2 separate regions of the Homo sapiens genome follow, and region 1 is linked to region 2. A link is an interaction called in ENCODE POLR2A ChIA-PET data of the cell type or tissue named here. Cell type or tissue: HepG2. All regions are shown on one strand. Links, peaks and the distances in the headings refer to the core of each region. The heading gives the core; the rest is flanking DNA.

Region 1 (7,557 bases), core at 2,933-5,432, 170 kb before region 2:
CAGGTGAGGTGTTTCAGGGCCCTTGTCCCTCGCACCTCTGATATTCAGTGGCTCAAGCATAAGGCAGGACTAGAGACAGTGGCCCAGACCCTGCTGGTGGCCTCCCCCATACGGTTCTTCCTAGCAGTCAAAGCCTGAGTCAAAGGCTGCTGGTCAAGGCAGAGTTTACTGAACTGTTAGTTTCCTCCTGCACACACCGGGCATGACACCTTCAAGTCTGTCCAGCAGTGGGTCCAGAAAGTACCCTGTGTGCCTTGGACGCAGAGGCTACAGTTCTCACTGTGTGGCATGGGAGCCTTCACAGTGCCCTCGGGAGCTGCCCCTGGTCTTTGTCTGCAAAGGTGACTGGGAGGATAGAAAAAGCAGCGGGCTGGCATTGTTTCGGGGGTGGGGTGGTGGGCAGTGTGCCTGGGCAGTCGCAGGGAGGCTGACTTGGTTCTGGGCTGCAAGATCTGTGCATAGGAGGCCCCTGGGTTTCTTCCAGGCTCTTCACTGAAATGCAAAGAGTCTGAAGAGGAGGCAGTGGGCATAGTGCCCCTGAATCTGGTTAGGTGGAGTTTACTGCATTTAAAGGCCCATGGTGAGTGGTGAGTTCTGGGATTTGGGAGATTCCCAGAGGCCTGACAGGCCTGTCCCACCCTCCTGGACTTCACTACAGGGAGCTGAAGTCAGGGCCCAGGCAGGGGAGCAGGCCACCCAGGTAGGGAACAAATGCCTGCCCATGCAGGGCAGAGGGCAGAAGGCAGGGCTGTCAGGGCCTTGGTTGGTCTGGGCACTGGGGCAGGTGGAGGGGAGGCAGGGGTGGAGGAGAGGCAGGGGTGGAGGAGGTGGGGCTCTCCTGGGCGGGTGGAGGAGAGGCAGGGGTGGAGGGGAGGCAGGGGTGGAGGAGAGGCAGGGGTGGAGGAGGCGGGGCTCTCCCAGGAGGCCATCACTTGTCGGCGTGCTGCAGCAGCAGGTCCACTGCCTCTGCGAGGTTGTCCACGTACCCATCAGCCTTCACTTCCGGATGGTGCTCGTCACTGGGCCTGGAGAGGATGGCCGGAGGTTAGTCAGTGCCCCCACGCTGACCCCTCTGCAGCCACACCCACCCTCCCAGCATCTAACATGGGCCTGGCCTTAGCTTGAGGAAACCTCCAGGTCCTGCCAGGCAGCCTGGCCCGTGGCCACTGGCCATCCCCCTCCTCCCCCTGCCCTACTCAGGCACACATGGCCCCTCCTGACTGTGCCCTCAACCTGGACACCTCCCCAAACCTGTCTCCCACTGGGGAGCCTGCTCAGCCTTGTGGTGGAGTGACAGCCGGCCCAGCTCCCTCTGGGCCTCCAGCACAGACATCTCACCTTGGATGGTGGGGACATGAGTGTACCCTGCTCTGGGCTCCCCAGGGGCTCACCCCACACCCCTGGCCTGGCCTAGTGCCCCGTGGGAGGAGCCTAGTCCATGTGCACTGTGGGGACAGCTGGGGTAGAGACTCGGAGCTCCTGCCTGCCCTAACGCTGGGGGCCCGCATGTCAGTGACAGCATGTGTCTTCTGGTTGGTGCCCTCTGAGGCCACGCCCACCCAACAGAGGAGGCACCGGGCTCCTGGATAAACTGCCCTCTGGCTGGGATTCTGGGGGCAGCAACCTCTCCAAAGCCTTCAGCCATTCCCCAGGCATCTCCTGAGGTCTCACTGGATGCTGAGGACACAGGAATGAAGCCATGAGACAGTGCAGAGGCCTCCGGGCCCTGCCAGGGGACTTTGTGGAAGGGGCTGTGGGCTGAGTCCTGAAGGCAGGCAGGAGCTACGGGTAGACACGTGGGTGGGAGAGGAGAGCCCCAGGAGCAGGAAGGGGTCAGGTGGGTTCGTGGAGACATCCAGAGCCTTTTTTATTTTTTATTTTTTTGAGACCAAGTGTCACTCTGTTGCCCAGGCTGGAGTGCAATGGTGCGATCTTGGCTCACTGCAACCTCTGCCTCCCAGTTTCAAGCGATTCTCCTGCCTCGGCTCTTGAGTAGCTGGGACTACAGGCACCCGCCACCACGCCCGGCTTTTTTTGTATTTTTTAGTGTAGAGATAGGGTTTCGCCATGTTGGCCAGGCCGGTCTCCGACTCCTGACCTCAAGTGATTTGCCCGCCTTAGCCTCCCAAAGTGCTGGGATTACAGGAGTGAGCCACCGTGCCCGGCCCCCATCCCAGTCTTGACAGTCATTTGAGGAAGTGGCACCTCATCCTAGGGGCTGTGGGCAGCCTGGAGGGCTGTGAGCCAGAAGGCCCCTCCCCACAGCCTTGCACCCACAGAGGTGCCGCTGGAGCTTGGCAGGAAGTGGGGAGCGGCCCGTCTGCAAACCTACCACTACCGAGGGACATGTTGCTTGGATCTCCCCACGGCCTGGCCCAAGCTCCCTGAGAAGCAGGGAAACCACAGTCTCCCGGCAGCAGCGCCCCCACTTTGGAAGCTGCCACCCTGGTCTGAGAGGAAGTGCTTGAAGTTGGTTCTCACGTCATCTAAAAGCCGTGTTGGCCCTTTCAAAGGGTTTGGTTTCTGCAAAGGGCTTTCTTGACCCTAAAATGACTGTCATGGGCAGGGGGGCTTTTTCTTTTAAGGGTTCTCAGCCCAGTGGCCTGGAGGCTACCTCCTGGCCCTCAGGGACTGCTGAGGCTGTGGACCTGGACGGGGGCCACAGGGGCAGTCCCTGGGAGGGGAGGGCAGTGTGGGCTCCCCTGTGACTGTGAGGGTATACCTTTTGGCTCTTGTCCAGGTCCCAAGGACAGAACCCCTTGTCCCCTAAGCCCCTCCAGCGCCCCCACTTCCTTGCCCACCTGCTTGTATGGGGCTACGGCCGCTTCCCCTCCTGCACAGTCTCCGAGCACAGCACTCACGAGCCTCACATCCCTCTCCCTTCCATCCTCCAAGGAAGAAGTGGTCACCCCCATCTTGAACAGGTGAGGAAACAGCTCAGAAAGGTTCAGAGACTTGCTATAGGTCACACAGCAGGGAGAGCAGAGCTGGGATCTGACTGAGTTCTACTCCCAGCCCTGTGTTCTTTCGAGAGCTTCCACCACTGCTGGACATTGCTGCCCCTTCCAGCAAAGGGCAGTTGCCAGCACCCGCTCCAAGCAGGGGCACCTACAGATGCCAGTACCAGTGGGGATCGCTTGGCTGGCCGTCCCAAGCACGGCCACTCTGCTGCTCCTGAATGAGCACACACCAAAGTAGGAGCCTGGGGGACCAGGCAAGGGGATGAGTATGCGGCCCCCTCACCCGCACCCGCTCCATCAGCACCCTCACCCGCACCCGCTTCATTAACACCCTCACCCGCTCCACCAGCACCCTCACCCGCACCCTCACCCGCTCCATCAGCACCCTCACCCTCACCCTCGCCCGCTCCATCAGCACCCTCACCCTCACCCTCACCCGCTCCATCAGCACCCTCACCCTCACCCTCACCCGCTCCGTCAACACCCTCACCCTCACCCTCACCCTCACCCGCTCCATCAGCACCCTCACCCGCACCCTCACCCGCTCCATCAGCACCCTCACCCGCACCCTCACCCGCTCCATCAGCACCCTCACCCTCACCCTCGCCCGCTCCATCAGCACCCTCACCTGCACCCGCACCCGCACCCGCTCCACCAGCACCCTCACCCGCACCCTCACCCGCTCCATCAGCACCCTCACCCTCACCCTCGCCCGCTCCATCAGCACCCTCACCTGCACCCGCACCCGCACCCGCTCCACCAGCACCCTCACCCGCACCCTCACCCGCTCCATCAGCACCCTCACCCGCACCCTCACCCGCTCCGTCAACACCCTCACCCTCACCCGCTCCATCAGCACCCTCACCCTCACCCTCACCCTCACCCGCTGCATCAGCACCCTCACCCTCACCCTCACCCGCTCCACCAGCACCCTCACCCGCACCCTCACCCGCTCCACCAGCACCCTCACCCGCACCCTCACCCGCTCCATCAGCACCCTCACCCGCACCCACACCCGCACCCGCTCCATTAGCAACCCCAGCAAGAACAACCCGTGTCAGTGTCAGGGCTTTAGAGGCCTCTTGTCTTGTGTGTGTCATTCTGTGATGCCACACAGGGTGTCTACGATCTAGGAGAGGGGCATTGAAGACATGCGTGATCCTGCGTCAGTGCTGAAATAGGGACTTGGCACCACGCAATCCTGCGTCAGTGCTGGAATATGGACTCGGCATCACCACGAGGCCTTCTATGGTACGGGCCACATTGGAAAACTGCGTGTTGATATCCACTTGCAACCCTGCAGTCCCACTCCTAAGTATGTACACAGCAGAAATGCATCCTCACGTTCACCAAAGGCACGTTCACCAAAGGCACACTGCTCCACACAGCTTTAGTTGCAATAGCAAAAGTCAAACACTGGACAAATGCCCGCCAGGGGGAGGATGGGAAAACAGACCACGGCAGAATTGCACACTGGAATACTCCACAACGGCTCAATCTGGGGTGAGTTCCTGCCGCGGCAATGGGGGTGAGCCCCAGACCTGAAGAGCAACTGAGGCCAGACTCGAGGAATACACACAGCAGGACTGACTTACAGAGAGCTCCAGAGCTGGCAAAGGCAGACTAGTGACAGAGGGTGGGACGGCAGCTTCCTAACGGAAAGGTGAATAGGGGTGCCAGGAATGTTCTAGATCTTGACCTGGGTGGGGCTAACATCCTATTCTTCACTTTTAGAGCACTTTACTAATGTTATACCTCAAAAATTTAATTAAAAAGCCACATATGGGCCGGGCGTGGTAGCTCACGCCTGTCATCCTAGCACTTTGGGAGGCTAAGGCAGGAGGATTGCTTGAGCCCAGGAGGTCAAGACCAGCCTGGGCAACATGGTGAAACCCTATCTCTACAAAAAAGTACAAAAATCAGCCAGGTGTAGTGGCAGGCGCCTGTAGTCCCAGCTACTTGGGAGGCTGAGGTGGGAGGATCACCTGAGCCTGGGAGGTTGAGGCTGTGGTGAGCCGTGATCACACCACTGCATTCCAACCTGGGTGACAGATGAGAGTCTCAAAAAGAAAGAGAAGCCACATATAATGCTCACAGTTGCTATTGTGTAGGCCAGAGGGCCAAATCCTACCTGCGGCCTGTCTTTATATTTTTAAAGGGGTGTAAAAAGAAGAGAGTAATATGCAAGAGAGACCAAATGGAAGCTGGCAGAGCCTGAAGTGGTAACGATTCGGCCCCTACAGGAAAGGCCTGGACCCCTGGGCTGGCCTGTCCACCGTCCCCCAGGGCTCTGGACAGGCCCCTTCTCAAGCTCTTACTCTTGGGAAGCCAGTGCTTCCACTCAAGTGCACCGCTGCTGCAGAGATGCGGCTGCTCTGGGCTGGGCAGGGTTGGCCCTGTCTTCCTGGGGCTGCCAGCCACACCTGGCTCCAGGCTGTGCAGACACACCCTGCCCTGGTACAGAATGAAAGGTGGGCAGGGGTCCAAGGTCCCCTTGAGGCTGCTGATGCTCTCCGGCTTACTCAGATCCCTCTTGGAGGACAGATGACAGGCTTCTCTCAGCAGCTCTACCTCTGAGACTGCTGGCCCTGGCCGAGGACACGGCAAGCTGGGTAGGCAGGTGGGTGGGGTGGGGGTCCCTCTGAGCGAGACAGAGACAAAACCAGAACGGCTGGCTAGCTCAGTAAATCAGCCCCCTGGCAAAACACCTCTCTGCCTCAGTTTCCTCATCTGTGCCATGAGGATAAAGCTGGCTCCGCCCCCTACCAGCCACGTGACCTCAGGCAACTTCCCTAAGCCCCTGTGCCTTGGTGTCCCTGCCTCTAGACCGAGGTCATAATAGCATGCACCATGGGCTCCCATGAGGAGGGCAGGAGCCAATATTCGTGGCAAGGACAGGTTGGTTGGCGCGGGTGTGGGCGCTGTTGTGGCTAAAATGGAAAACTCAGCAATCCTGTCCAGGGAATGCACCGTGGGCTGGGGCTGGGCTGGCCAGGGAGGTAGAGCATGACCGGCCTTGAGCCTTCCCCTGGGCACACAGGCTGGTGGGGGGCAGACAGGCAGACGGACGGACACACTGATGTGTGGGCTACATGGGGCACAGGGAGGACAGGGTGAGTGGGGAGGAAGCCCGGCACAGGCACTGGATCAGGAGGGTCAGAAAGGCTCCAAGCAGGACCCTAGGGGGCATACCAACAGCCTGGAGTCCCAGCAGACCTGGCACTAGGGAGGGTGCCTGCGGGAAGGACCAGTAGGCTCACTCCTACGCCGAGGCTCTGCCCCCTCCTGCCCTCTGCCCCTGCAACGCTTCTATTCCCTGGTCTCACCTCTGCCTGGCCTGTGTGCATGGGCCTGCATCAGCCCTGCCAGGCTGCCCTCAGCTCCCACTAGGGTCTGGGGAGATGAGCTCCAAAGCACTGCTCGCAGCCGCCACGTGTGCACCCAGCCCACGCTTACAAGGAGTCGGGGGCTGAGGCCGCGGCCCGGGTCTGACGTCCTCTCTGGTACCGCAGCCAGTTCCCATCTGATTTCCAACTTTTCTCCCCACAACAGTGAGAGGTTTGGGTTCCTTGTTGCCCGAAGCGGAACAAAAATTCTTCCAGCAAACACCGCCCATGATTCATCATCCGAGCCCCCGGGGGACTGGCCCCCAGGACCCCCTCCTTGGACACCTTCCCCAGGTGCCCTGGGGCCAGGCTTATTGTCCAGGCAAAAGCAACCAGCCCCGAGAGGGAACAAGAGGTCTCCCCATAGAAGATGACGCTTTGTAATGAGAATCCGGCCAGCCCCACTCCGCACGTGTACCTAGCCGAATGGCGTCCGTGGCTAATTATGTTTAATTACATATCATTTAAATTCAAGAATCCACTAAAAGAAAGGATTGCATTAGCACCCGGCCGGTGTTTGCCCACACGCAGCGGAAATCGTGGACTTTTATGTCTTAATTACGTGACGCTGCTGTGGGCTGTGTCTCCCAGGGAGCTGGGGTAGGCAGGAGGGGACCTGTTCCTGGCCTGGTGGCCCCAAAGCCCCTGAAGCAGCTCTGCTTTGTCCAATGGCCTGGGCAGGAGGAGTCCCTGCCCCACACTGGCCAGTGCCCTGTGACCTGTGGACCTCAGAGATGTCACGGTACAAAAGCTGAACCAAGAAACCCAGCAAAGGTGTGTCCTCGGCAGTGGGTACAGAGCGGAGAGGGTGAAGCAGGAGGGGCCGCAGACCATCCTGCCCGGAGTGGCCCTACTGGGACAGAGCTGGAGGAGGAGGAAGAGACAGACAGAGAGACACGGCCACACACGGAGGGAGGGAGGGCAGGGACAGGAAGAACCATGAGACAGGCAGAAACGGAAAAAGAGGATGAAGCAGAGAAAAGAGGGCAGAGAGAGGGCAGGCGAGTAGAGACAGACACATGGAGGGAGGGGACAGGCATGGGACACAGGAACAGGGGCAGGGGCCTGTAACAGGCAGGGAAGGGCTGGGGCTGCCCCCACGGTTCTGTGTCCTGGCCATGTGGGCCTGCGTTAAGCCCCTCCGCCCTTCCCTGGCTACGGGCCTGGCTGACGGCTCCCCGTGGGGGTCACAGCGCTGCTCCTCCCCCTGC
Region 2 (7,557 bases), core at 2,022-4,521:
CCATGTTTTAGCTGTTGAGAATAGTGTTGCTATGAGTATTTCTGTACAGGTTTTTATTTGAATACCTGTCTTCAATTATTTGGGGCATACACCTAGGACTGGAAGTGTTGGATCACATAGTAATTCTATGTTTAGCTTGTTGAGGAACAGCCAAACTGTCTTCCACAGTGGTTGTACCATTTTACCTTTCCACCAGCAATGTGCGAGAGTTGCAATTTTCTCCATATCTTGGTGAATACTTGTGATTTTCTTTTTTCTTTTTTTTATTTTTATTTTTTGAGATGGAGTTTTGCTTTTGTTGCCCAGGCCGGAGTTCAATGGCACGATCTCGGCTCACTGCAACCTCTGCCTCCTGGATTCAAGCGATTCTCTTGCCTCAGCCTCCCGAGTAGCTGGTATTACAGGCATGCTCCATCACGCTCGGCTAATTTTGTATTTTTAGTAGAGATGGGGTTTCATCATGTTGGCTAGGCTGGTCTCTAACTCCTGACCTCGTGATCCGCCTGCCTCGGCCTCCCAAAGTGCCGGGATTACAGGCGTGAGCCACCGCGCTTGGCTTGATTTTCTTTTTTCTTTTCCTGTTTTTAAAATTAAAACCATGGTTCACGCTTGTAATCCCAGCACTTTGGGAGGCCGAGACAGGTGGATGACCTGAGGTCGGGAGTTCAAGACCAGCCTGACCAACATGGAGAAACCCCGCCTCTACTAAAAATACTAAATTAGCTGGGCATGGTGGTGCATGCCTGTAATCCCAGCTACTTGGGAGGCTGAGGCAGGAGAATCGCTTGAATCCAGGAGGCAGAGGTTGCGGTGAGCTGAGATCATGCCATTGCAATCCAGCCTGGGCAACAAGAACAAAACCCCATCTGGAAAAAAAAAAAAATTTAAACCAACACAAAGCCATAGAGAGTGATATAATGAACATTGGAGTCTCAGGATCGGGGAGGGTGAGTGGAGGATGAGGGATTAAAAAAAAAAAAACATTGGGTACAATATACACTACTCGAGTGACAGGTGCACTAAAATCTCAGACTTCACCACTACACAATTCATCCATGAAACCAAAAACCACTTGTACCCCAAAAGCTACTGAAATAAAAAAATAAAGATTTTAAAAAGAAGCCAAGTGCTGTGGCTCATGCCTGTAATCCCAGCACTGTGGAAGGCCGAGGGGGGTGGATCACTTGAGGTCAGGAGTTCGAGACAAGCCTGGCCAATATGGTGAAACTCCATCTCTACTAAAAATACAAAAATTAGCCGGGCATGGTGGCAGGCACTTATAATCTCAGCTACTTGGAGGCTGAGGCAGGAGAATCTTTTGAACATGGGAGGCAGAAGTTGCAGTGAGCTGAGATGGTGCCACTGCACTCCAGCCTGAGTGACAGAGTGAGACTCTGTCTCAAAAAAAAAAAAAAAAAAAAAAAAAGAGGCCGGGTGTGGTGGCTCACACCTGTAATCCCAGCACTGTGGGAGACCAAGGCAGGTGGATTGCTTGAGCTCAGGAGTTTGAGACCAGCCTGCGAAATATGGTGAAACCCTGTCTCTACTAAAAATACAAAAAAATTAGCTGGGCATGGTGGCACACACCTGTAGTCCCAACTACTCGGGAGACTGAGGCAGCAGAATTGCTTGAGCCTGGGAGGTGGAGGTTGCAGTGAGCCAAGATTGCACTGCTGCACTCCAGCCTGGGTGACAGAATGAGATGAAGGAAGGAGGGAGGGAAGGAGGGAAGGGAGATTGCTAGAGGCCAGGAGTTCAGCCTGGGCAACAAAGTGAGACCCTGTCTCTCAAAAATTTTAAAAAGAAAATTAGGCTGGGCAGGGTGACTCACGCCTGTAATACCAGCACTTTGGGAGCCCAGGTGTTCAAGACAAGCCTGGGCAACATGGCGAAATCTCGTCTCTACCAAAAAATATGCAAACATTAGCCGAGTGTGGTGGTATGCGCCTATAGTCCCAGTTATGCAAGAGGCTGAGGTGAGAGAATCACTTGAACCTGGGAGGTTGAGGCTGCAGTTTGAGCCATGATCACGCCACTGCATTCCAGCCTGGGTGACAGAGTGAGACCTTGTCTCAAAAAGTTAAAAAAAGAAAAAAGCCCATCCTAGTAGATAGGAAGTGGTAATTCCTTGCGGTTTTGATTTGCATTTCCCTAATGACTAATAACATCGAGACTCTTTTCAAGTGCTTGATGGCCATTTGTATGTCATCTTTGGAGAGGTGTCCATCAAGTCCTTTGCTCATTTTTTAATTGGGTTGTTTATCTTGTTGAGTTTTAAGAGTTCTTCATTCAAAACATTTATATCCTCCCTCCATTTCTTTTGTATATTAAAATAAATATATGGGCCAGGCACAGTGACTCATGCCTGTAATCCTGGCATTTTGGGAGGCTGAGGCCGGCGGATCACTTGAGGTCAGGAGTTCAAGACCAGCATGGCCAACATGGTGAAACCCTGTCTCTACTGAAAATACAAAAATTAGCTGGATGTAGTGACACCTGTAATCCCAGCTACTCAGGAGGCTGAGGTGAGATAATCACTTGAACCCAGGAGGCGAAGTTTGCAGTGAGTCAAGATTGCGCCATTGCACTCCAGCCTGGGCAACAGAGCAAGACTCCATCTCAAAAAAAAAAAAAAAAGTAAACAGCCACATAACCCCTCTTGGTTTGCTGTGTCAGGCACTGTGCTAGGCCCTGGGGGTGCAATGGTGAGCAAGAAGGCCTGATCCCTGCCCTCCATTCCTGCCATGTATCTAATCCAGTGGCCTTTCAGCTTAAAACAATTGTTCTAAATTGATGCATAATAATTGTAAATCTACATGGTACATGTGATTTAAAAAAAAGGAAATCAAAATAAATATATGATCTAAAGTTTCCATCCTCTCTTCTTTTGCACATTTATTGGGCACCAACTGTGTGCCAGGTGCTACCCTGGGCTCTGGGAGTACAGCAGAAGACCCTGGCTTGGTATTGGCGAGGGGAGCTCAGGTAGATGGAGGTCACAGACAGGTGGTGGTTGGTACAGTGAAGTGCAGAAAATTCCATGGCTTTCTTGTCAGCTGTTTCTGTACAAAGAAACCCTGCCCTTTGCACTGACGTCATTTGGGATTCAGGCTGGAAAGAAAGAACCCTGTGTTACTAATTCCTCCTTTGCCATGCTTGTTCTATACAGATCTGGTGTGTATTTTAGAAAAGTTTTTCCAGGGGCCCAGCTTGGTGGCTCACGCCTGTAAGTCCTGCATTTTAGGAGGCCGAGACTGGGAGTTGGGGGGTGGGGCATCGCTTGAGGCCAGGAGTTTGAGACCAGCCTGGGCAACATGGTGAAACCCCATCTCTATAAAGAATAAAAAATGTAATTTTTTAAAAAGAAAAGTCCTCCCAGACACTTATACCTCCCAGAGTATAAACAGTGGTAAAACATTACTCATAAATAAGTCAATAATATTACCAAGGCAAGTTCAAAGTACCAGAGTTACTTGTTTTTTTTTTTTTTAGTTGAACCATAACTGGTTCTTTTCACTTATAAAGCCATGAGCTTCCATCATGGTTTTCTAAAATAAGCTGAATTATAACCACCTTAACTGTGTTTTGGCAGTCTCTATATCTCTGTCTTCCAAGTGGCAAGATTCCATGTGCTTATGGAGAACAAACCCATGTAAAAGGATCCACAGCTGATTTTGAATTTCTCTTTCTTTCGTTTTTTTTTTTTTTTTTTTTTTTTTTTTTTGAGACAAAGTCTCACTTTGTTGCCCAGGCTAGAGTTCAGTGGCACAATCTCGGGTCACTGCAACCTCTGCCTCCTGGGTTCAAGTGATTCTCCTGCCTCAGCCTCAGAAGTAGCTGGGATTACAGGCATGCACCACCACACCCGTCTAATTTTTGTATTTTTAGTAGAAATGGGGTTTCACCATGTTGACCAGGCTGGTCTTGAACTCCTGACCTCAGGTGATCCACCCACCTCGGCCTCCCAAAGTGCTGGGATTACAGGCATGAGCCACTGCGCCCGGTCTTTTATTTATTTATTGAGACAGGGTCTCGCTCTGTTACCCAGGCTGGAGTGCAGTGGCGCAATCTCAGCTCACTGCAACCTCCACCTCCCAGGTTCAAGCGATTCGCTTGCCTCAGCCTCCCGAGTAGCTGGGACTACAGTGCACACCACCATGTCCAGCTAATTTTTGTATTTTTAGTAGAGATGGGCTTTTGCTATGTTGGCCAGGCTGGTCTCGAACTCCTGACCTCAGGTGATCCACCCACCTTGGCCTTCCAACGTGCTGGGATTACAGGCATGAGCCACTGCACCTGGCCTCGAATTTCTCTTTCAACTCTGAAAGATGAAAATACTTGGCTGGGCGTGGTGGCTCATGCTTGTAATCCCAGCACTTTGGGAGGGCAAGGCGAGTGGATCACGAGGTCAGGAGTTCGAGACCAGCCTGGCCAAGATGGTGAAACCCCCATCTCCACTAAAAATGCAAAAATTAGCTGGGCGCAGTGGTGGGCGCCTGTAATCCCAGCTACTTAGGAGCCTGAGGCAGGAGAATCACTTGAACCCGGGAGGCGGAGGGGTTGCAGTGAGCCAAGACTGTGCCACTGCACTCTAGCCTGGGCAACATGAGCGAGACTCCATCTCAAAAAAAAAAAAAAAAAGAAAATACTATGTTTGGATAACTCCCTGGCAGGACAGATATGGGATGTTTTGCCTTATCCTTGTCTTTAGAAGCTGAAATATTTAGCAACCACACCTGCACAAGCAAGCTGGCTCTTGATGCGGGTACTTATTTTCAAGGCTGTAAATAGACACATAACCCCTCTTGGCACTGTGCTAGGCCCTGGGGGTGCAATGGTAAGCAAGAAAGCATGGTCCCTGCCCTCCATTCCTGCCATGTATCTAGTCCAGTGGCCTTTCAGCTTAAAATAATTGTTCTAAATTGATGCATAATAATTGTACATATTTACATGGTACATGTGATGTTTTGATACATGCATACGACATGTAATGATCAAATCAGGGTATTTAGGATATCCAGCACCTCAAACATTTATTATTTCTTTGTACTGGAAACATTTCACATCTTTTCTTCTAGCTATTTTGCACTGTACAATAGATCGTTGTCAACTATAGTCACCCTACTGTGCTATCAAATACTAGAACTTATTCCTTCTGTCTAACTATATTTATGTGGGGTCTTTTTGTGTGTTTTTTGTTTTTGTTTTTCTTTAAGACAGGGTCTCCCTCTGTTACCCAGGCTGGAATGCAGTGGCATCATCACAATCACAGCTCGCTGCAGCCTCGACCTCCCAGGCTCAAGCGATCCTCCCGCCTCAGCCTCCTGAGTAGCTGGGACTACAGGCACACACCACTATGCCCAGCTAATTTTTTGTATTTTTTTTTTTAGAGACGGGGTTTCACCATGTTGCCCAGGCTGGTCTTGAACCCCTGGGCTGAAGCCATCCTCTCACCTTGGCCTCCCAAATTGCTGGAATTACAGGAGTGAGCCGCTGTGCTCAGCCACTAACTGAATTTTTGTACCCATTCACCAAACCTCTCTTCACCCCTCCCCACCCTTCCCAGCATCTCGTCACTACCATTTGACTGTCTACCTCCGTGAGATCAGCTTTTTAAACTCCTACGAGTGAAAATAGGTGATATTTGTCTTTCTGTGTCTGGCTTATTTCATTTAACATAATGACCTCCAATTCCAAAACCATGTTGCTACAAAGGACAGAATTTCATTTCTTTTTATGGCTGAAGAGAATCCTATCATGTATACATGTACCACATTTTCCTCATCTGTTCATCCATTGAGGGGTACTTAGGTTGAGTCCATATCAGCTTTTTTTTTTTTTAATTCTTTTCTTTTTTTGAGACAGAGTCTCTCTCTATTGGCAGGCTGGAGTGCAGTGGCACAATCTCGGCTCACTGCAACCTCTACCTCCCGGATTCAAGCAATTCTCTTGCCTCAGCCTCCCGAGTAGCTGGGACTACAGGTGTGTGCCACCACGCCCAGCTAATTTTTGTATTTTCAGTAGAGACGGGGTTTCACCATGTTGTCCAGGATGGTCTTGATCTCTTGACCTTGTGATCCATCCGCCGCGGCCTCCCAAACTGCTGGGATTACAGGGGTGAGCCACCGCGCCTGGCCTTTTTTTTTTTTTGAAATGACGTCTCACTCTGTCACCCAGGCTAGAGTGGCACAGTCTCGGCTCACTGCAACCTCCACCTCCTGGGTTCCAGTGATTCTTCTGCCTCAGTCAGCCGAGTAGCTGGAACTGCAGGTGTGCACCACCATACCTGGCTGATTTTTGTATTTTTAGTAGAGACAGGGTTTCACCGCGTTGGCCAGGCTGGTCTTGGAACTCCTGACCTCAGGTGATCCACCCACCTCGGCATCCCAAAGTGCTGGGATTACAGGTGTGAGCCACCGCACCTGGCCCATATCAGCTTTTTTGATCTCATACCATTCAGAATAAGAAAGTAGTGACCCTGCATCATCCCCAATATATGTATTTATCTAAACTATGTGTATATGTTTACATATGCTACAATGCTAACAGATGATCTACATCGCAAAGTAAAATGTACATTTAAAATGATAAGATTTGCTGGGTGTGGTGGCTCATGCCTGTAATCCCTGCACTTTGGGAGGCCAAGACGGGTGGATCACTTGAGGTCAGGTGTTTGAAACCAGCCTGGCCAACATGGTCAAACCCCTTCTCTACTGAAACTGCAAAAATTAGCCAGGTGTGGCAGTGCACGCCTGTAATCCCAGCTACTTGGGAGGCTGAGGCAGGAGAATCTCTTGAACCCAGGAGGTGGAGGTTGCAGTGAGCAGAGATCACACCACTGCACTCCAGCCTGGGTGACACAGCGAGAATCTATCTCAAAAAACTAATAATTAAAATTTAAAAAGGGACAAGATTATAAAACATAAATAGATTTTCTAAACTTTTCTTTCTGCTCATTCATATTTTATCTTATCCCCGCTCCCCATGTTTTGGAGATTGGATCCCAGCAGACAGACTGATTCCTGATGCTTTGCTTTTCTGCTGGGGGATTCCGGGCCTTTTGCAGGTGAGATGTCACCATGTCCTTTAGCACCTATGACATTTTGTACTGTGCCATTGCCATTTATTTCATCTGGGAGAGGCGCTCTCTCCCTTTCTCACTCCCTCTCTCTCTAACAACTCATCGACGTTTGGCGAATCTTGTATCTCTCACACCCCAACATGTTGATGTTGAAAACGTTGCTGTTAAATGACTGAAATAGGTTTTTCCTTTTTCGTTAGCTTAATTATATTTTATTTTTGGATGTTTAGGCATAGTTCTATTTTTCCATAACTTTTTTGGAGGTGTGAATAACAAGCCTTTCTGGATGTGAAATGATTTGAAAGGAAAATCTCACATTAATAAAAAAGCTTTGCTGAATGTGATGGCGCACGCCTGTAGTCCCAGCTACTTGGGAGACCGAGGTGGGAAGATTGCTTGAGCCTAGGAGTTCGAGTCCAGCCTGGGCAACGTAAAATTTTAAAATAACAATAATAATAAAGAAGTTGTTTGTAGCT

Evidence for each region. Peaks named below come from ENCODE experiments on the same cell type or tissue, not always from the same donor. Only the 100,000 strongest peaks of a DNase experiment are listed, where the experiment ranks them.
Region 1: POLR2A ChIA-PET joins it to region 2 with 5 read pairs; 1 of 35 experiments calls an interaction of 5 or more read pairs at or near these places.

Annotation. Positions count from the first base shown.
Region 1 is chr10:124,606,732-124,614,288 of GRCh38, reverse strand. It overlaps LHPP (phospholysine phosphohistidine inorganic pyrophosphate phosphatase), which reads right to left. Exons shown (of 7, transcript NM_022126.4): 7 at 148-1,025. The coding sequence ends at 929. Among named protein-coding and RNA genes, the nearest start is that of FAM53B-AS1, 94 kb to the left of the region's middle. RefSeq lists enhancers at 847-1,357, 2,317-2,366, 7,448-7,557. In HepG2, for the core only: a CTCF peak has its summit at 4,384 (motif pointing right); a DNase peak (open chromatin) is centred at 4,398.
Region 2 is chr10:124,430,888-124,438,444 of GRCh38, reverse strand. No RefSeq gene overlaps it. Among named protein-coding and RNA genes, the nearest start is that of NKX1-2, 15 kb to the left of the region's middle. In HepG2, for the core only: no CTCF peak of the experiment used is centred there; a DNase peak (open chromatin) is centred at 3,104.